Linked DNA regions of Mus musculus: regions 1, 2 and 4 are each linked to region 3. Evidence: chromatin loops called from intact Hi-C (ENCODE). Cell type or tissue: left cerebral cortex. All regions are shown on one strand. Each heading gives the region's core, and the rest is flanking DNA. Links, peaks and the distances in the headings are about the cores only.

What was found. Peaks named below come from ENCODE experiments on the same cell type or tissue, not always from the same donor. Only the 100,000 strongest peaks of a DNase experiment are listed, where the experiment ranks them.
Region 1: it touches region 3 in a loop (2.8-fold over the local background); 2 of 42 quality-filtered maps call a loop at or near these places.
Region 2: a loop joins it to region 3, with 4 times the contacts of the local background. A loop is called at or near these places in 10 of 42 quality-filtered maps.
Region 4: it touches region 3 in a loop (4-fold over the local background); 2 of 42 quality-filtered maps call a loop at or near these places.

What each region holds. Positions count from the first base shown.
Region 1 is chr17:85,460,534-85,465,552 of GRCm38, forward strand. No RefSeq gene overlaps it. Among named protein-coding and RNA genes, the nearest start is that of Six3os1, 160 kb to the right of the region's middle. In left cerebral cortex, for the core only: no CTCF peak of the experiment used is centred there; DNase peaks (open chromatin) are centred at 3,219 and 3,576; H3K4me3 peaks cover 204 bases.
Region 2 is chr17:85,684,867-85,689,885 of GRCm38, forward strand. Six2 (sine oculis-related homeobox 2) reads right to left here and starts at 3,388. Exons shown (of 2, transcript NM_011380.2): 1 at 2,527-3,388; 2 at 1-647. The coding sequence starts at 3,086. The coding sequence ends at 317. It overlaps CJ186046Rik (a long non-coding RNA gene), which reads left to right and starts at 3,628. Exons shown (of 9, transcript XR_001782258.2): 1 at 3,628-5,019. In left cerebral cortex, for the core only: no CTCF peak of the experiment used is centred there; no DNase peak of the experiment used is centred there; H3K4me3 peaks cover 469 bases.
Region 3 is chr17:85,622,919-85,627,937 of GRCm38, forward strand. Six3 (sine oculis-related homeobox 3) reads left to right here. Exons shown (of 2, transcript NM_011381.4): 2 at 809-3,273. The coding sequence ends at 1,001. Among named protein-coding and RNA genes, the nearest start is that of Six3, 4.6 kb to the left of the region's middle. In left cerebral cortex, for the core only: no CTCF peak of the experiment used is centred there; a DNase peak (open chromatin) is centred at 2,311.
Region 4 is chr17:85,796,609-85,801,627 of GRCm38, forward strand. Gm29418 (a long non-coding RNA gene) reads right to left here and starts at 3,126. Exons shown (of 3, transcript XR_877082.3): 1 at 2,893-3,126; 2 at 17-140. It overlaps Gm4718 (a long non-coding RNA gene), which reads left to right and starts at 3,116. Exons shown (of 3, transcript XR_003952252.1): 1 at 3,116-3,492. In left cerebral cortex, for the core only: no CTCF peak of the experiment used is centred there; a DNase peak (open chromatin) is centred at 3,257; H3K4me3 peaks cover 612 bases.

The sequences.
Region 1 (5,019 bases), core at 1,707-4,206, 160 kb before region 3:
ATAAGGCAACTCTAGAAAGTGAATCATTTCTGTTTCTCCATGAGCTGTATCATTATCTGTAGGCGTTAATATGAGGTTATGTAGTTGGAATTGAAGTGGTCCAGTCTACAATTGTCTGTGTAAGTAGGCACGTGCTTGTTTCTAAGAGAAGCCTGCGTGCCTGGCAAATCCTAAGAATTAGGATATTTTGGGCCGGTGAGATGGCACAGCTGAGGCAAGTACTCACAGCCAAGCCTGACTACCTGACTCCGATCCCCAGATGGGAATTCCCTTGAAGGGAAAAAAAACCCCGTTCCCAAAAGTTGTCCTCTCACTTTGAGGTGCTCACTGTGGCAACACACACACACACACAATAAAGGTTTTTGTTGTTGTTTTTTAATGTAAACAATGTTAAGATTTAGTATTTTTTATGGATTTTTATCTTCTGATAAAGCTATTGGTTTTTTGTAGAGGCAGGTTAGGTGTAAGCATGCATTTAATATTGTCCACAGGCAGTTGTAAAACAGTGATATGAACAGCCACGTCCAATTGGTTATAAGAAATATATTTTATTTTATAGCAAGACATATGCTGTGAATTGGGATAAAAATGCTCAGAAAGACTACCTGAGAGGTAGGCGCTATTTTGTATAAATTGTGTATTTTGGTGGCTTTTTGACTGAGCATGAAAATGTAACTTCCATTAGGGAAGGGTAATTTAGGTGCTCAGTATTCAGCAGAAAACTTGTCGGGGCCATAAAAGCTTTTCTGGCTGGTTCCTCGGGTGTTTTCAGAGAAGAGCTGCCGCCCCTGCTGATTTTCCCTTTGGCTTCAGTATAGGCAGAATTTACCACTGCATACCTGTTGAATTTAGTTTAGGGGATCCAGCAGTTAACTGAGTGAAAGGAAGGATTAGTGGCCCTCTGGGGCCCTGTTCCAACAGCCAGGTGTCTATCCTAACTGGTTATGCACCTTTGACAATTGAAGAACCTGGTTAATGCAATAGTGGTAGTTGTATTTTGGGGTTTTGTTGTGTTGTGTTGTGTTGTGTTTGTTTGTTTGTTTGTTTGTTTGTTTTCTTCTCCCCACTGCCAGAGTAGGGCACGCCTTTTTCTAAGGGATAAGTGGGCATCACTGTTTTTGTCTTGCTAGGTGGGGACTGACTCCTTCCTCCAGCCCAGCTTCTGTAGATTTTGGCTTTGTGCTTAGTCAGCGTTTGATTTGGTTCCAATCAATGTCAGACAATTGGGAAGCATTGTGTGGCAAACCCTTTCGTTGGACTTTGGGGGAGGGGCCAGATGCCCACATGGTCAAGAGAGTCCCACTGAACATAGGCATACACACCAGTCTCTGGGGACAATTAGGCTGCTTGGCCCCAGCTTCTGTCTCTGGGTTGTTCTCCATGGATCAAACACCCTGTCTTCAGGATGCAAAGATATCATCATTACACTGAGTGTATCTCACAGAGGAAAGGCAGTTTGAAAGGCACCCTGACTTTAGCCAGAGCAAATACATTTTCCTGAGCGGAATGTTTCTCAGTTGTGAAGGAGCCCAGCCCAGTGTTGTCTGACACACCATCAGGCCTGAAAGACCACTTTGAATTCTTAGAGTCCATTTTATCCAGCTTGCCAGCTACCCAGGCTGTGGCTGAAGGGTTTCTGTGTCTCCGGCTCAGAAAGCCTGTGTATTTGGAATCTGTGTTTGTTTGTTTATTTATTTATTTAGTCTCCCTGACTTTTCAATTAATACATTTTTTAATAGATAAAACAGATCATACTGTGACTTTTAAAATGTCAACAAGCTTGTAAACAGAAATGTAATAAAATGGCTAATAGGCGATTCAATAGTTAATGGAGGGCTGCAGTATGAGCGAATACAGTAGCTCTCTATTGGAAACTGTGCAAGTGAAGATGGCTTTAGTATTGCAAACTGAGGAAGAAAATTGTTTTTAATTAGCACCTTCATAAGAACTGCTGATTAATACTGTTTTGTTTGGTGAAAAGCTTTCAGCTGAGTAATTTGTGCAACCATTACAACAGTTTTGTTAGAGCGGGACTCCTGTTGTTAAACACAAACAGCAGATGATAATGCTGGGAGATGAGTTTGTCATGTAACAATTTACCTTATTGAAAAAGCTTTATATAAAACCCAATACAGTAGGTACCGGCAGAAATCACAGATTTTAAATCCTTCCAAAATTGCAGTGTGCCAGCCTTGAAGTTCTTTTTTTCCCCCACAGAGACTAGAAGCAGATTTTATATCATTTATAAAATTATATACACAATTTAAAGGTAGCATGGACAGGCCACTTTCTCAACGGCAGTTTACGTGGGAGCAGTAAAGTGGCCATGTATTCAAACACTCTCTAACTAGAAAAAGCAGGGTGGCAAATGGAGGCCTAATTAAATAATGTCACTAAGATGGGAATTTGCATTGGCCTGGGGAACAGGGAAATAAATTTGGACTGGTGGGTTTGCTTGAGGTAGGTTCATCATACGTGGGATTAAAAAAAAAGTTTAATTCTCCCCCCACCCACCCTTTTTCTTCTTCCAGCACTGTTTTAACTGGTCAGAATAAACAGTACCCAATCAGTAGACCTGACCAGGGAAGAAGACTGATTTCAGTGAACTACAAGAGAACGTTGTTCATTAGCCAGCACACACATGAGGAACTTGAAAAATAAATAAATAAAATGCAATGGTAAAGCATATTTGCATTAAAATATTACACGACCCAAGGTTGGTAAGAACTGCAAATTATTGGAGTGGCGTAATAGAGCATGAGGGTTTTGTGTGTGTGTGTGTGTGTGTGTGTGTGTGTGGTTTTTTTTTTTTTTTTTTTTAAGACAGGCCTTCGGGGTAATAGCCAGGGTTGAGGCTCACGACAGTGCCAAATAAGCTTTAGACAGCATAATAGTCTGCAAAGAAAGCCACAGAGCACTAATGTGAAGGAAGAGCTGTCCACCACATGCAGCAAAAATCACCAAAGGTCATTTTATGGTAGCAATTGTGACATAAAATTGGTGGTCATGCTACATGCCTAATACTCTGCGCAGCTTTATAAATGATGGGCCCCTAGCGATGGCTGTCATTAAGTGCTTTCATCATAATAAACTTTAAACTGTTGGCTTTATGAATCGCCAGCGAGCTTCAGCTGTTCGTCGGATGGAGCTTGCAGCGCCTTAAGTGTGACAAGACCTATTAGGAATTGCAACCATGCCTCAAGCCTACTTGGCTTCCTCACTCCTGGGGCGATTGCTGCCTATTAAACGGCGGCTGGGAAGATTTTTCCTCCAGCAATCTCTGATCAAGAGCTTTTTTGGGCTTTGACCTGCATTTCCTTCAAGACTTTTTCTGAGGAGTTTTATAAGAGCAAAACTCCAGAGGGTTTATAGCCACTTCTGATTAATACCTTTCCCGTTTTTCTAGCAACTCTCCCACTGCTGCTGAGAGAAAAGCTTTCATTGTTCCCCAAGTGCTTATTTTGTGACCTTTTCTCTGCTTCCTGATTCCCTCTAACGTGTTCTCTCTGTGAAATCCTCCGGGTGGAACCTAGACAGTTGGTGAAGTTGTTACGGCTGGAGAGACAGAGAAGGAAAGAGGAAGGCTTTTATATTTTTAAAGGATTCCATGCAGAGCGGCCTGGCCCCGCCCATTTAAATGCCCGTTGTGACGTCACCCGCAGCCTCTGGTACCAACAACCTCTTTAATGAGCCTTCTGTGTAAATTGAGCGGACACATAAAGATTTCATGATTCAAATTACGCCTTTATTAACCTTTAGCACGGGAAGTCTTTTAGTTTCCACATAGTGGCTTACTGGCTGTCCTGCTACTATGAATAATAAATGTTTGGAGACCCACTCCTTTAAAACCTGGGTATTTAATGTACGGAGGCTAAATGCCTAGCACAGGCTCACTTAGCAAGAACTTGAGATCTCCTTGCCTGTCTCCAACCTGGAGGCCCCGCCACCCCTCCTTTTCTTCTGCTTGCTCGGATGTTCCAACGATGGCAAAAGCTTTCCCTGAATTCCCTGTCTTACTACGCTCATTTGTCTTCCGCTTTAGCTAAGAAATGTCCTAATGAGAGTGAAGGGAATGTCTCAGGTGTGCCCATTGCACAATTAAATTAGCAAACCTCAGAGGGATTGGATTAAAAGTCAGCAGGACGCATCTGGGGACCATGGGCCCAAAAGGACAGAGGCTGTAGCCCGCCCTGGTAGCCTGGGTCCCAAACTGGTCTTCCCAGATGAACTTGGCGGGGTGGGGAGTATACTCCCCTATATCCCTCTTGGGAACAGATTTCCATTAGTGGCTGTCGAGCCCAAAGCAGGCGGGCCGAGGAGCTGTGGCTTTCGGGGTACAAAGGCATGCTCGGTGCATCCCGCGAGCGAGCGGCCGAGGGTGGACCCGAGCCCGGGCCGCGCAGGTGCAGGCGGCGACAGGCGGGCCGCAGAAGTCCGGGAACAAAGGCGCCTCGGGGGCCTGCGCAGAGGTCACCTGCTGCCTCCGGGGCAGATTAAGGAGGCCTGGAGAGGGCATTGGGAGGAAATGGTGCCTTGCTTCTTTGGAAAATCAATTCGTCCCACCCTTAATGGGACATTTTGTTCCCCCTCTTCGGGAGTGACTGGGCAGGTGTGCTTCCAGGTCTCAGGATGGGGATCCGTTGGAGGAGGTGCAGCCTTGTCCTGCCTGCGCACCCTAAGAACCTCGCTCTGCTCTGCCTACAGTTCCACTTGCCCTTTCTCTCTGCTCCGGGCTCTCCCGCCTCTCTCTGCTCAGACCTCTTCCATAATGAGGCTGGAAGTGGAACTTTCCCCCACTCCCTTACTTGGCGATTTCTTTTTCTTCCCCAGTGACCTGGTTGCACTTTGTCCCCGCTCCCTGCCTGCCAATCTCTTCTGGATAGGGCCCCTTTCCATTCTTGAGGCTCCCCCTCCTCGCCAGCCCCGGGAGGCCCAGCCTCCCCCCCCCCCCCCACCATCCAGATCCCCTGCCACACAGCCGCCCCCCACTCTCCCCGCGGAGCAAGGAAGAGGCCTCCT
Region 2 (5,019 bases), core at 1,356-3,855, 62 kb after region 3:
AAAGTAGAGGAAAGAAAAAGGAGAGAGAAAGGAGAAGAGATTTTTTAAAAATCGGGGTGGTGGTGGCTTATAATTTATTCCCTTGCCTAGTTCAAGACTCGGTCTCTGGCCTCCAAAGGATCTCAAAAGCAACTTGTTGAAAATGAATCCCCAAAGGATACCGAGCAGACCATTGTCCACTTTGTCCCGCCGCCGGTTCTGCCGCTCCAGCGTGGCAGGGCAGTCTTCCAGTACGCGGCACAGACTCCAGAATCTATCGCCCTCCCACACCGCTTCATCAAGCACGGAAAGCAAGCGCCCGGAGGCGAACAGAGCTCTAGGAGCCCAGGTCCACAAGGTTGGCCGACATGGGGTTGAGTATGGAGTCCTGCAGGCTGTGGTGATGCTGCAGTGGGTCCGCGCCGCCTCCACCGGGCACTGGTACGGGTACTGCGCTCGGGCCCGGAGGGTGGCCCAGGCTGTGCAGGGAAGGCAGCCCAGGGGGCGGCGGCGGGCTGAGCAACAGAGCGGGACTGGACGACGAGTGGTCTGGAGTCCCCGACGGCGTCTTCTCATCCTCGGAACTGCCTAGCACCGACTTGCCACTGCCATTGAGCGAGGAAGCCAGCGGGTTGTGGCTGCTGGAATTGGAGTTCTCGCTGTTCTCCCTGCAAGCGCAGGAGGAAAGGAGCGGGGTCAGGGGGAACCAGGGCCACTCTGCGCTGACCCTCAGGATGCCAGCACCTGGGGCCCCGCTGCGGTTGCTAAAGGGTGTTTGCTGTTTCTACCATTCCCACACTTGACTTCTTGTTCTTAATTGCGTTCTCAAACCCTCAACACTAGTTTTCGCTTGTCCCTCTCCCTGTATCAGCCCATGTCCTTAATGTCATGACTACCTTTCCTGTTCCCAGTATTTCCTGTCCTGTCTCCCACCCCATTCCTTAAGAGAGCTGCGGCACCAAAGTGGGGAGCCTGGAGTTGGGAGAAGTGAGGGAAAATACCGTACAAACGAGCTTTGCTGGGTAGAAGTGGGGAATAGAAGCTTCAGATACAGCGAGCCCAGGCTGAGGGGCCCACTTCGACTTGGGTGAGCACAGGCCTAGTTTCCCTTTGCCTTTCTCTGCGCGAGGGAAACCCCTCCCTACTGAGACTATGATCCCTAATTCCAAGCTGAGCAGGAGCTCATTTGACTGGGCAGAAAGATGGGGCTTTGAGAATGGAGGACTCCTTTTCCCTAGGGGAGAAGGTAGAAGGAAGGGCAGGGTGCTGAGAGCTGGCTCAGATCGTAGGCAGAAACAAGGAGGCACAATCTGTAGCTCTCACCTGGGGCCTAGTCAGGAACCCCAGCCCTTATGGAGCCTGACAGAGGAGAACCCATCGCAGATGAATCCACCTCTTGCCTGCTTTTGCGGACAGTCCCTGACCAGATATGGGTATTTGAAATCCTGGGTAAAACCTATTAGTGGATTCCTAACGGCCATTCTTTCAGATTTCTTGGGGTGGGGGGTGGGGGAATGAGCAAGACATCATCGCCATTCAAAGTCAAACTTGGGGATTTCAAATACCCAGGTCCAGTCTGCAGCTTGCTCTTCTGCCCCTACTGTTCGATACCCTGACCCTGGATCCTTCAAACGGTGTTCAACACATCCACATCACCTAACCCAGGTGTCTTGTTTTGCTGTTCCCCAAGGAGAAATCCGTTCCCATAATCCGTTTCTCTCCGATCTCGATCCCCTAGTTTCCTTGTCCAGATTTAAGCCCAAAGCGGGTTACAGACAGTTACAGGGGTGTCTGTAGCTTAGGTTAGTTTGGAAAGTCTTAGATTCCGATAGAAAAGAAAGCTCCCAGTCTTTCGGCAGATCCCAGTTTACCTCGCACACCCGACTTGCCCATCAAAGAGAGCAGAACCTAAGGAGAGCGAGGTCTTCAAGGGTCTGGCAAGTTCAGGAAAGGCAGGCTGGATTGCCTTCTCTTCCTCAGCAGACATTTCCCCCGGAGGCCTTACATCTTTGGGTCCTTTCTACGCGGGATAACTCCCAACTCTCTTGTGCCCAGCTCTTATGCCCAGACAAGGAATAGGTCTACCTTGCATAGATATTGCAGTCATTACCCAGATAATACTAGGGAGATTCCAACCCCTGCCCTGACCCCTAAAAATCTCTTTGACCTGGAGGTGACGTCCTAAACCCCCTGATCCCCGACGCCCTTGGTTGTTCGAAGATCAGGCCCTAAGCCTACGCTTACCTCGCAGGGAATTCAGGCCCACAGCCCTGCCCTCTCTGAAACTCGCCGTTTTTCCAGTTTAGTCCACAAGCGACTGAGGAATTAGTTACTGAACTTACGCACCGCTTTGCCCGCTTTAGACAAATTCCGGGTCGCTCAGCCTCCAGAAAAGACCTAAGCGCTGTTTTGAGCCAGCCTGAGCTGCGGCCGAGCTTGGTACCCGGGGTCCGGGTGCGATTTAGTCCTGTCCAGGAGCTCCCCATCCTCCCGCACCCGTTTCTCCCAGGACCAGGGAAGCCGGCGCAGATGCTCACTTACTCGTACCTTTCCTTGGCCTCGGCCGCCCTGTCGCGCTGCCGCCGGTTCTTGAACCAGTTGCTGACTTGCGTGGTGGTGAGGCCGGTGGCCTCGGCCAGCTCGCGCTTCTCTCGTGGCGACGGGTAGGGGTTGTGAGCGTACCACTCGCGCAGCACGCTGCGGCTCTTCTCCTTGAAGCAGTAGCTGGTCTCCTCGCCGTCCCAGATGGAGCGGGGCAGCGGGAACTTGCGCCGCACGCGGTACTTGCCCACGGCGCCCAGCGGCCGGCCGCGCAGCTTCTCCGCCTCGATGTAGTGCGCCTTGAGCCACAACTGCTGCAGCTTGGCGTGGTTGTGCGGCGAGAACTGGTGGCTCTCCAGGATTTTGTAGAGCTCGCGGAAGTTGCCCCGGTGGAAGGCCACCACGGCCTTGGCCTTGAGCACGCTTTCATTCTTGTGGAGGTGCTCGCAGGCGGGCAGCGACCACAGGAAGCGACCCAGCCGCTCGATGTTGCCGCCCTGCTGCAGCACCTCGCACACGCACGCCACTTGCTCCTGCGTGAAGCCGAAGGTGGGCAGCATGGACATGGTGGCGGCTGCGCGCCCGCCCGCCCGCGCGCGCCCTCACCGCGCTTCGCGGCCCCGCATGGGCGCCTCCCCGCCGGCCCCGGCCGGCCGACAGGCGGGCGGGGCCCCCTGGCCAGGCGCCGGCTCCCGAGCGACTCCTGAGTCACAACGATCCGTCCTCGCTCCCGCCGCCGGCCCCGCGCAGCTCCGCGCCCCCGCCGCCCGCGCGCCTCGCCCGCGCCCAAGCCCGGAGGCCGCCCGGGGCGCCGCTCCGCATGCTCCGCGCCCGCCCGCCGCTCGCTCGCCGGCTCCTCGCTCGTTCGCTCTCCCTCCCGTCTAGCTCGCTTGCAGCTTTTTTAATAATATTATTCTAAGCGGGCATGAGGCGCGGCGGCCCGCGCCCTGATTGGTCGGGTTATCTGACCCGGGGCCTGCCCGCGCCAGACAATAGTCGAGTCAAATTATTCGCCATGGAGACGCTGTCAGTCACCGGTAACCCGAGCCCCGGCGGCCCGGGCGGCTCCCACCCCCGCCCCCCTCGGCCAGCTCCGCTGACAGATCGCCCCGGCTCTGCACAGAGCGGAGGTTGGCCGAGACGGGAGCCCCAGGCACTCCCAGAGCCCGGGAGGCGGAGAGGAGCCGGGCTGGGGCCCCGAGACGGCGGTGATTGACGGGGCGGACGCCCAAAGAGCAGAGGAGGAGGAGGACCCCGAAGGAGGGGGCTGGGTGGGGGCCCTCGAAGAAAAGAGGAGGACCGAAGTGGGGAAGGAAGGGAGTAGAAGGGAAGGCGGAGGACCGTTTAAGGGGGTGCCTTTCAGGAAAGGAAAAGAGGGGGACAGAAGGAGCCTTCAAGAGAAAAAGTGTGAGACACCCCTCCCTTTTTTTTTAAATAAGAGGCGTCGCAACAGCCTCACCCAGGCTTCGCCAGGTGCTCCAGCTCCGGCTGGGTCACTGCGTCGCTCGGAAGGTCGCAGCTGACAGGCAGAGACACTAACCCAGGAGGAGGTCAGTGGGATGGAGAGTTTGGATTCTCTTAGGGGGCCTCTGAAAGGCTTGGCTTTTCTAGCTGACAACACCCCACCCCCATGCAAGAAACCCGGGACCCGAGATGTCTATCCCCTAGGGAAAGGGGGAGGAGGTGGGGAGAGAAGTCAGAGATTTGGCAGTGGCCGCAGCTGGACGCCTGAGAATCAACTTCCCGGAGGATCCCGCCTTTCCTTCCTTTCGCAGCAGGCTGCTTGCCCCGCGGCCGGTACCGCCCCCACTCGGCGCGATCTGCTCCTCGCCAGGCGGGGACTCAGACTTAACCCCACGGGGCCCAGGACCCGAGAAACTCCCGGCAGTCTCGTGTGGCCTTTACGGAAGTTGAATCTTGCAAGGGCGGCGACACAAAACAGGGGAGCCCGCATAGACCCGCAGACTGCCCCGGGGAGCCCAGGGCAGCGTGTGTAGGGTAATTGTCGCACTTCCCGGGGTGGGGGTGAGGTGCACAGAAGAGACTGGATTTACCAGCTTCCTGTCTCCCTACTTCTGGGCTCGGGTTCCTGGTCTCTTCTGCCTGAGAACCCAGCGCTAAGTTCCGGCAAGATTGGCCTTAGAAAGTGGGTAGGAGGAGCCCTGCTTTTTGTTTCTTTGTCAGAACTCCCCCAGAACATACGAAGTGCTGGTCCTTTGGAAAAATCCAAGCAATAGAAGGTTAGGGGTGCACTGGAGGGGTGGGGTCAGGGACATCCCTGAAGTTTCCAGAGTTTGAAAGGCCCACGGCTTATTTCTTGGCAAGGCTTGTCCTTTGGGCATCCATTCCGCCCTTTCCCACCCAGCTGCAAGCTCCTAGTGACATTCAATGCCAAGATCCAAGGAGGCACAGACCATGCTAAAACCTCTAGACCTCGTTTTGTTAACAACCCTGTCAGCTTTCTAAGGCGATGGAGAGGCAGATATTGAAAATGGAGTC
Region 3 (5,019 bases), core at 931-3,430:
GAGACTTAGAGTGTGTGCCGGTTTAGGTGGCCCAGGCCTGAATCCACGTCCCTCTCATCTCTGCCTGTGGAGGCCACATTTCGTCAGATGGGGGGAGCGCCCATGACCAGTGAAAGGCTTCCAAGAAGGGAGACACTAGGTTCAGACAACTGCTTCGTCACCCAGAAAAGAGACACAGCCTGTCCTTCCCTCCTGTCTTCTCTTTCTACCCTTTTCTCCCCCCCCCCCCCCCATCTTTTAGCTTCCAACTTCCCTCTTTTCTCTTCCCCGTGTCCTGCGCCCTCTGCGTAGAGATCCAGAAAGGAAAGCGATGGGTGCTCTGAGGAGAACCCCTACAGTTCTGGGGTGTGTGCTTGGGAAGGCCGTGGCCTGAGCTTCTGTGGAATATCTGGTTCTCCGGGTTCAGTTATTTGAGCCTCGGAGGCTGCAGAAGAAAGCGAAGCTCTTCCCCACTGTCTGCTGGTCCCGGCTCAGGGTCCTTTGCTGCCTGCCCAGGTCTCTGCAGGAGGCTGGTTTGGGAGTCTGCCCTTCATCTGAGGCCTTCCTTCCATCTGGAACGCTTCCCTGGGCTGGGAAACCGGGAGCTCGGACTTGAGTTAGGAAGTCTCTGCGGTACTCAGGGGGCAGCTGGGAGCCTGTAAGAACACAGAGCCCCGTTGAAGGCTGTGGCTAGGGGCACGCCACGCGGGAGGCCGCTGTTGTAGGGGAGTGCGGGTCCAGTCGGGCCAGGCTCCCCGCGGTATGAGCGAGGGGAGCAGGGTGGCGGGCCACCGAGTCAGGGCGGGCATGGCTCTCTTGTTCCCCGCAGGCTCCAGCATCAGGCCATCGGGCCGAGCGGGATGCGCTCGCTGGCCGAGCCCGGCTGCCCCACGCACGGCTCAGCAGAGTCACCGTCCACGGCGGCCAGCCCGACCACCAGTGTGTCCAGCCTGACGGAGCGCGCGGACACCGGCACTTCGATCCTCTCGGTAACCTCCAGCGACTCGGAATGTGATGTATGATAGCCAAGGCCGCCCTACTCCTCCCCCTCCTCCCCTTCCACCTTCCCCTCCTCTTCGTAACCCTGCTCCTCTTCCTCTTCTTCTACTCCATCCCTAGAACAAACCGAAATCAGGATACACAGACAGATACACACACAAGTCCATACACACTCCCACCCCAGCCAAAAATATATTTAAAAAAAAACAAGAAAAATAAATTAACCTCAAACCATCAACAACCCCACCACCACCTACTACCACGGCCACCCCAAAGGACCGCGACGCCAACAGACAGTCACAAACGCTGATGTTGCGGGCAGAAAGCATAAAAGAGGTGACAATTGTATACTTTCTAGGACAAGCACGGCTTCTCCTTTTGGTTCCCACGGACCCGGCACCCCACCTGCATGACGATTTATTTGTATCTGGGAAAATATTCTCTCTAGTTTAAAATGATTTAAAGAGACTATACAAAAAAACAAAAACAAAAACAAAAAAAAAACACCACCACCGCCGCTGCGACAAGACGACAAAAAGCAGACAAAAAGAAAAAAATCTGACCTCTCCGTTTTGAATTTGTTGTTTAAAAAAAAAAAAGGAAAGAAAGATAGGAAAAAACTCCTCGAGAGAAATAGCAAATGTTTCTACCTTCTGTTGCTCTTTTCTCCTTTGGCCCTCTCTCTCTCTCTCTCTCTCTCTCTCTCTCTCTCTCTCTCTCTCTCTCTCTCTCTGTTTTTAAGTCCAAGTATTGGTCAAACAAAATGCAATCCTCTGTTTTTGTTCAGCCGACAATCATTTTCTTCGTAAGCACCTTTTTCTCTCCACTCTGTCACTGCCTGTGTGGGTACTGGTTATAAATGTGGAAAAAGAATAGTTATGACTGTAACAGATTTTTATTTTTATTTCAAAATTTTATATGAATTATGTATATCTTAATGATCGGTCATTTTCCCAGTTTGTAATATATGTGTAGAAATTGCTTGTATATGATCCCTGCTTTTTTCTCCTCTCCCTTCTCTCTCTCCTCCCTCCTTCCCTCCCACTCACCTCTTTCCTTTTGGGGATTCTCGGCGTCGACTTGGCGATCGAGGTTTGGCGAGGTGGCCAGGGTTAGAGAGAGAGAAAGAGAGAGAGGGACCCTGTCGCTAGTGAAAGCAGAGAGTGAGACCGTAGTATTCTTATGCAAAAGCTATTCAAGTTTTTCCTAGCCGCTTTGGAGGCCCCATTCACTCCTGTAGAGCGCTTTTACTGTTATCTTAACTGCGTGTTTATCTATATGTAAAAACTTTCTAAAGCAAATACAGTATTCTCCATTTTCTTATCACTCCCAGAGACTGGTGTTTGTGTCCGCCCTGGCAAACAGCTCCCGGGTGCTGTAACAGCCCAGCTTCCCGCTTGCTCTCTCTAACTCGCTGGCCGCCAGAGCCAGAGCCGGGGAGGGGGAAGGATGCCAAATGTGAGTGGAAAACTGGAAACAAACACTTGCTTGGGGAAAGGGAGCCCAAACAGGATCCCGAGGGAAAGGCAAAGGGGGCATGAGGGTAGGGGGTTACAACTAGTTTCTTCCATGACAAGATGTCAGGCCTGAATCCTCCCCGGAGTGCTGTACCCTGGATTTGCTGCATCTCGCGGCGCTTGTGAGCCCTTGGAATGTTTGGTAGCCTTCTAGTTGCCTGCTTTTTAAAAAGGAGAAACCCTAAGGCTCCCTAACCCAAGCGACCGTCCTAAGCACAGCTGCAATTCTATTTTCCTTGTATTTTTTTTAATCTCTCTCTCTTTTTTGGAGGAGATGTAAAGTGGTTAACTAGGGCCCAGATGAACAAGGGTCGGGAGTGGGTGGGAGAAGGAGGCAGTTTTCTGACTTCAGGGCCTGAAATGCGGTTGCTCTCCCTCCCACCTTCATTGGCATCCTTGTCCGACCGAGTCACCTGTCTTAAGATTCTGGATCTATGTGTCTGAAAAAAAAATGTCCTTGTCTTTTGGGATCACCTGGAGTCCCTTAGTTTCTGAAGGATTTTTGGTTCGTTTGCATGGTAAAGGAAAACCAGTAACAAAACAAAAAACTACCCCTTGCTGACCACGTTCCTCTGCTGGCCCCAAGCTTTCCTGGCCGGCTGTGGCCGCACAACTCCCGAGGAGAGCTGGCTGGGAGGAAGTGGTTCTGCTGCTCTGGGCCAAGGCGGCCTGCGCGCTTGAGAAGGGGCCAAAGAGGTGATTTCAGAAAACTTGCCTTCACTTGAAAAGTCCAATTTCAAAGCTAGGGGGGATTAAAAAGAAACCAGTCTGAAATTTAGCGACCGCTTCCAAACTAATTTCGACTTCCGTTTCCCTTTTGTCTTTATTCCCAACAACACCAGGGGTTTTACGCGAGCCGCCCTGGGTAGAGGGTCTGACTGGCCTGGAGGTGTCTTAGGTGCACAAGAGCGCATGCGCTTACAGGAGGTGGAGGGTTCCATAGGGGGTCTCTTCTTAGAAGTAGGGCATCCAGCCGACCTCCCCAGCTGGCCTGGCACACAGTGTCAGAATCTCTGTGTGTGCCCACTGCCCGTAGAAGCAGCTCTGTGCAGCCCACATTTCTGACAACGCCAGGAATATGGAAAAAGGCCATCTAAAGCCACCAGGCTTGGACCTCCATTCTGTCACCTGCTCTTCACATACTTGACCCAGAACTTGGGCCTTTCAACCCAAAGAAATGGCTGCCTTGGTATAAACAATGTGGATGGTCCCAGAGCAGGGAATAAACCAAAACGGAGGGGGGTGAGGGGGGTGGAAGGAAGGGGCTATCGTTGCTACAGTGATTTCTGGAGCATACTAGACCAGTGACATCAGGAACAGGGACCTTTTTGTGTGAGAACAAAGGGGAAAACTTGAGTCACACTTCTTTCTATCATCATGGACTGCAGAAAAAGCAAGTTTGGGTCCACCCATTGCCTCTTCCTCCACTGAAGAAAACAGCTACTGGACTCCTCCAACAGCCTTTGCCTGAGCGGGTGGGATTCTTATTGGGGTTATTGACAGTCTGTGGTCCCTGTCAACCACTCCTATATCTCTACATAGGTCTGCCAACAATACCAGTACGGCATTTTCTAACTTTATCTACAGATCTCCTGTGTGTTTGAGTGGCACACGTGTGTGTGTGTGTGTGTGTGTGTGTGTGTGCGCGCGCGCGAGTGTGTGTGTGTGTTTGTGTGCAGTTCTGAAAGTTGGGTGGTCACCATTTCATCAAGTTCTGCATACAAAAGGATGTATTATGTGTGTGTTTGATATAAATGCACACATATGTCATTGGTATGTGCCCAGTGTGGGTTTTTATTCATGTTGCCTAGCTTAGATACAGTCTGTATGCTTGGCCTGAGAATCTACAGAAATTTCAGCGACTCCAATACACCTGCAGGCTGTTGTGTGCAGGAAAAATGTGCCCTGGGAGGTTCAGTCTGCTTGGGGACATCTAAGTCACCCTAGTCTGTCCACAAATGTGACTGCCAAGTCCCTATCCCTAGGAATCTTCCTGCCCCTCTAAGAAATGGTGTGTGTGTGTGTGTGTGTGTGTGTGTGTGTGTGTACACACTCACAACAGATGCTCATTGGCTAAAATGGGTTGGCTGGACCTTTTGACTTTCTCCCCTCATCCGGTCCCTTGATATTGGTGTTGTCACAGGGGATATTTTCAGAGACCAGAAGGAAAGGGAACCCTTTTCTGGCCAGATCTCTCTTTTACCTAGTGCCTGTCCATTTTCTTTCTAGCCCCCATCTATGGCCAAAGCAGTCAAGTCGCATGGGATGGCTGGGCATAGCTGCCCGGAGAAGGAGCTATGCTGAAACTCTGTCCAGCCTCCTGGAAACAAACCCAATTGCCCCTGGAGCTGAGAGTGTGGGCCTCCGAGGGCCTCTGAGTCACAGGGCCACACCGCAACTCCTCATCAGAGGGTTGAGACCACTTCTCTGTGGACTGGGGGCTTCTTGCCTCCCCTTCTAATGCATTAGGTTGGGAGCTTTCCCAGTGCCAGGACTTTATATACCTAAGGGTACACACCGTTTG
Region 4 (5,019 bases), core at 1,714-4,213, 170 kb after region 3:
GAAGCACTTTACTCACGTTTCAGCTTTGAAACACACCAAGGAGATGAGATGGACCCAGACACTTGGAGCAGATGGATGCGAGGCTGCTGGAAGGATCCGTAGACTGCAAAGTTAGAGCGGCCAAGTGGACTCCTTCAACCCTACAAATAACGTTGCGAAGATGACTTCTACATTTTCTTTTTAAGTGTCTTCTCAGACCTCTTCTCTAGCCCTCTGTCATCTAAAACAGACGTTGTCCGCACTCCAGCCTTGCACTTTTCAGCATTTAAAAAATTTTTGGGGGGGGGTGGGGTGGGGTGCAAATGCTTTGTTGAAGTAAAAGATAAATCCAGGAAAACACACAAATCCCTAAATTTGTGTAAGAAACAAACATGACAGGTGGCCAGAAACTTGCTGCTGAAAGCTGACTGTCCATCCCAGGGCAACACTATTCTGCCTAGAAGTGCTGTAGACTTTTTTCTTTAGCTTCAGAGCTGGAGCCACTGGGTGTGTGTTCTTGCTTTCCTCAATTTCATTCTCTCTTTCTGTGGCGCACACAGGATGGCTGTTGCGTGCTGAGTAATATTTACGCTGTATTATTCTAAACAACTCCTGCATTCAGTTCACCCTTGCAGCTCTGTAGGTACTTCTCTGTTCTTCATGAAACAAGTCTGGGCACCAAGGGTTTAAAAAAAAATAACCTCCAGGAGAAATCTGCAAGAATACACTGAGTTGTGCTAAAATTCCCCAATTGACAACTGTGTAACAATAAGTACAAAACTCACAAACATCTTTGAAACATCATATTTGTTTTTATTTAATTAAAATGTACAATGCTCATTTTCTTTCTTTTAGCCACCTTCAACGAGAGCCCAGAGAGTGTGGTCCTGCTCTCGGAACGGAAACTGTGAAAACAGAGAGCTAAATTAAATTAGAAAACCCTGGTCTTGGCAGGGCCAAATTTCCCTTCCTTCCTATTTTCCCATCCCACAATCTATCACCTGGAGTAATTAAGACCAGGGACGTATCATCTTCACTGGATTAACCTTAACTAAATCGTGTTCATTCAACATGTGCCCTTTTGATTAGTCCGAGCGGGGCCTGCTGTCTGGAATACACCCACCTTGTAATTCTACACAGTTAATTAATTTCAGATGAATAGTGAGAGGGCTAAGCTAAATTCTCCTATTAATAAACTCTATGTCCGTATGTGTGGCAGAGTAGTCCGAGCATTCCCCTTTATTTCCTTGCCTTGGAAGGCTAAACTGAGATTAGAGGTGGGGGTGACCAACACACAACCCATACACACAGCTGTGATTGTGCAAGGTTGGTGAGCGGGGTCTCTGAACCACTTTGTTATCATAAAGAACAGAACTTAAGGACTATTGGCAGCACACTCTTGCCCTGCCAAGCGGAATTTAGAGTGTCCTCTACCTGGACCCTGGTATTTAATTTTTATTGGCACCTATTTCCGGTTCTGTGTATAGATTTTTGGTTATGAAAGTGCAATATTAATGTGACTATCTTTCTGCTCTCATATACCCTCCTCAGAAGCAAAATATCATTAATGGTCTGAAGGCTTTTCTGATAAATGGTTTGGAGTTATTTGTTTAATCTTCAAATTTAACAGCCCTCAAAAATATAATAAAAAGTTGCCCCCATGGGTATCTCTGACAGCAAAGAAAATTATTATTTTCCTTAGAATAAAACAAATCTCAATAAGCTATAATTTATCTTCTATTAGAAAGTCATAGATCTAGATTTACTCCTTCAAGCCAGAAAATTTATGTATCTACTTTTTAGTGATTTAAAACTACCAGTGACCTGCATAATTGTACGTAAAGTTTCCTAGTAGCATTTACAGACTATAAGTCAATTCTACAGGGTCATTTACATTTAGGGAGTTTCAGATACTGATATTTAGGGAATAAAAACTAATATGACTGTTAGCTTAGTGTGTTGGCTTAGAAGGAGTAAGAATTGCATAGAACTAAATGCCTGTATTGACATAACCTAATTTATATCTTTTAATAGAGTTTTAAAAGGTCTCTGAATTTTTGGGTAGAAAATCATTTAAGAAACCATATAGACAACTCACCAATATCTTCCGAGATTAAGACCAATATATTCTAATTTTATTTCCTAGATTTTGTTCCAAAATGACTTTGTAAGAAGTACTTATGTGACTGTCAGAATTCTGCAACTTTGGAATATTTAACACCAAAATTTGTGTGCTCTATTTTCAACAGCCACGAACTTCCTAGCTATTAAAATGTTCCTACAAGTTAAGTAAGGAGAATAATCCTTACTAATTCACCGTTAAATCAACAGATTGTAGACTTTACAGATTGTTTTGCTAATTGCTTATTTGTGAAAATTCTCAAAATAGCGAAGGCATTTGATTGAGTGCAAATATTAAATAATTAGGACTGATGACATGTATGCTGATAGACACATCCTTTTCCTGGGCCATCGGGGGATGCCTGGTCAGGATTGCATTTAGTCCTCCAATGCGAGGCTGGGCTCACAGGCGTTTTCACTCAGGAAACCGTATTCCTGTCCACCTCCCCTAAAACCAGATCCTTCATTTGACCCTTTAGAAGAACACAAACCCCAGTAATTTGAATCAGCCCACACCTGCACCAGCTTCCAAAATATCCTAATATATACAGCACATCTCACTCCGGAGCACTCCACGGCGGCTCAAAAGGACAATTTATTCCCTTAAGGAACAAAACCCTGACAACGCTGTTTGTTTTCTTTGGGCTTCCAGGAAAGCTAAGATAGTGCCCTGAAAGGGAAGCTGTGCTTGCCCTTTTGTGATTCAGATTTACTATGCAAATCAATACCTCCCCCCCCCCCCCCACGCGATTGAATGAAGTATTCACTCAGTGGGACTTAGCCTTCCTTTACCTTGGTTCTGTTTTGCCGGTTTTGTTGCACAAGCACAAACCTTAGAGTGTTGTTTACGATGCTGTTTGCGGCATCAGCAAGAGTTCCCTTAGAGGGAAAGTCACCGTACACACAGTTTGCTGTAAGGAAATCTTTTAGCTTAATTTTGCACTTTGAACAAACAAACAAACAAAAAAAGAAAGGTCCCGAAACAGTCTGCGCAGTGCCCAGCCGTGTCCAGCGCTCTCATCACCAGCGTTTAACTGTCATGTGCCTCTTACTTGTGTTGACCTTTTAAAATGAGACTTACGCCAATAAATTCACGTTCTTGCTCTTGCTTACGACCAGCTTCCGGGTCCTGCCAGGTCTGCAGAAAGGAATGGTTTGGATAGCCCTTCGCTACACTATGAAGCAGTTAGTTCATCACTTGGTGTTAGCCTCGTTCTTTGGGCTGTACCCTCTCCAGGCCAGGCAAAGGGGTCTCTGCTCTAATGCGGGTCGCCTGGGCCAGTTTGATCTCCAGCGATCGGAATGTCCTATCCTCCTCTACTGCTGGGAGCCTGTCTGAAATTGTCTGAAGCCAGTGGTATTTCCGCGCAGAAGGAAAGGCGAGCAGGCGAGGTGGGTGCAGGTGCGGGGGAGAGGCTCGGCCGGCTCCCGGGGCAGCGGGGCACGGCACCCGTAGGGTGTGGAGTCCGCCTGGCGCACGTGGCTCTGGGTCGGCTGCAGGAGAGATCGGAGGCCGGGGATCTGCCGCAGTGGGTGCCTCCGGTCCGATCCCCGCTCCCAGCACCTCGCGGGCTGGGAGGGAAGGGGGTGAGGGGACGCTCGGGCTCGGCGGGGGTTGGGGGAACTCTGGCCTGGAGGCTGAGGGCGACAGAGATGCACCGGGCGCCGGCGGACGAAGGCGGTGAAACTCGTGCTGGAGGCAGTCACCGACTCTAGGGTCGGGCCCCGCTGCTCAGCGCTTTCCCAGAGGCAGAGAAGGGACCCCGGGCCCTGGGGCGGGGGTGGTACAAGGTTCTGTGGCGGACGAGGGCTGTTCCCAGTGTTTGTACAGCTGGGATCTCGGCCACCCCCCGGGGTGACCCGAGTGGCACCGGCGGGGGTGGGTAAAGGGAGGGAGAGAGAGAAGGGTAGGTGACCAAGAGGTGGTGAGTAGTGCGGTCCAGGCTTGGGGTGGAAGGTACGGATGGTTGAGGTCACTGGTTGTCGCTCTCAGGGCAGACCTAACAGGGGAAGCGCGCTCGGTTCCCTTCTCCCAGTTTTTCTGCAAGCCCTCCGGCTGAGGACCCGAGGTAGTGGTGTTCCCACGGTTTCTGGCCGCTGGGCAGTTTCTTTGCGCCCAGCCGCCTGCCCCGGGCTCCACCTCTTGGTAGCCTGGGGCTCACAAAATTCAGGACACCGTCATCCGTTCTGCAGTCTCGCTGTCAGGCTCCACGTTGGAGTGGCTCGGAGACTGGTCGCCCTGACCCTGCGCTGGGCGAGCCAAGCCTCCTGCAGACCCTGTGCGAGCAGACTAGGTTTGTGATTCCTCAAACCAGGCCTGACAGTCTACCCAGGCGCGGCTGGGCTAGGTCAACCACAGCCTCTTTGAGGAACAAGCAGCGAGGCCCACAGTGTGGTGGGCGGCCAGAATCATCCCGAACTGTTTTCAGACCTAGGGCCTCTCAACTCGGTGTCCACCCCATCCTCTGCTATGTTACCGCCGGTGGGCACACTCGCCTGTACAGGGAAGGACCTGTGAGTGGAGAGGCCGCCCTCCTTGGGGTCTCCTCTGTCTGTCACATCTGTATTTATTTAGAGCTCAGCTGGTGGTCCTTGGTTTCAGGAATGCCAATTGTGGGCCTAGTCCACGACTACTTGAGATTTGTGTTGATTAGTGAGCTAGTCCTAAAGGTTGTGCTGTGGAAATTTCCCCAACCTTCCTGCTAACCTAGGCCCCCAGTGATTCCCACGGCAGCAGATTGCTGAATGTGTCCGAGAACAGAGAATTTAGCTTCGAGAACATTCTGTGTGTATGGGCACTGACCATTGCCCTTGTGTTCATAAATAATACAGACCAGATCTCTGAGATCCCCTCGCTGAGTCAGAGAAGGTGATCCGTGCAGTCTAGCACTGGGTAGTGTACCTTTCTCTGTGTGAAAC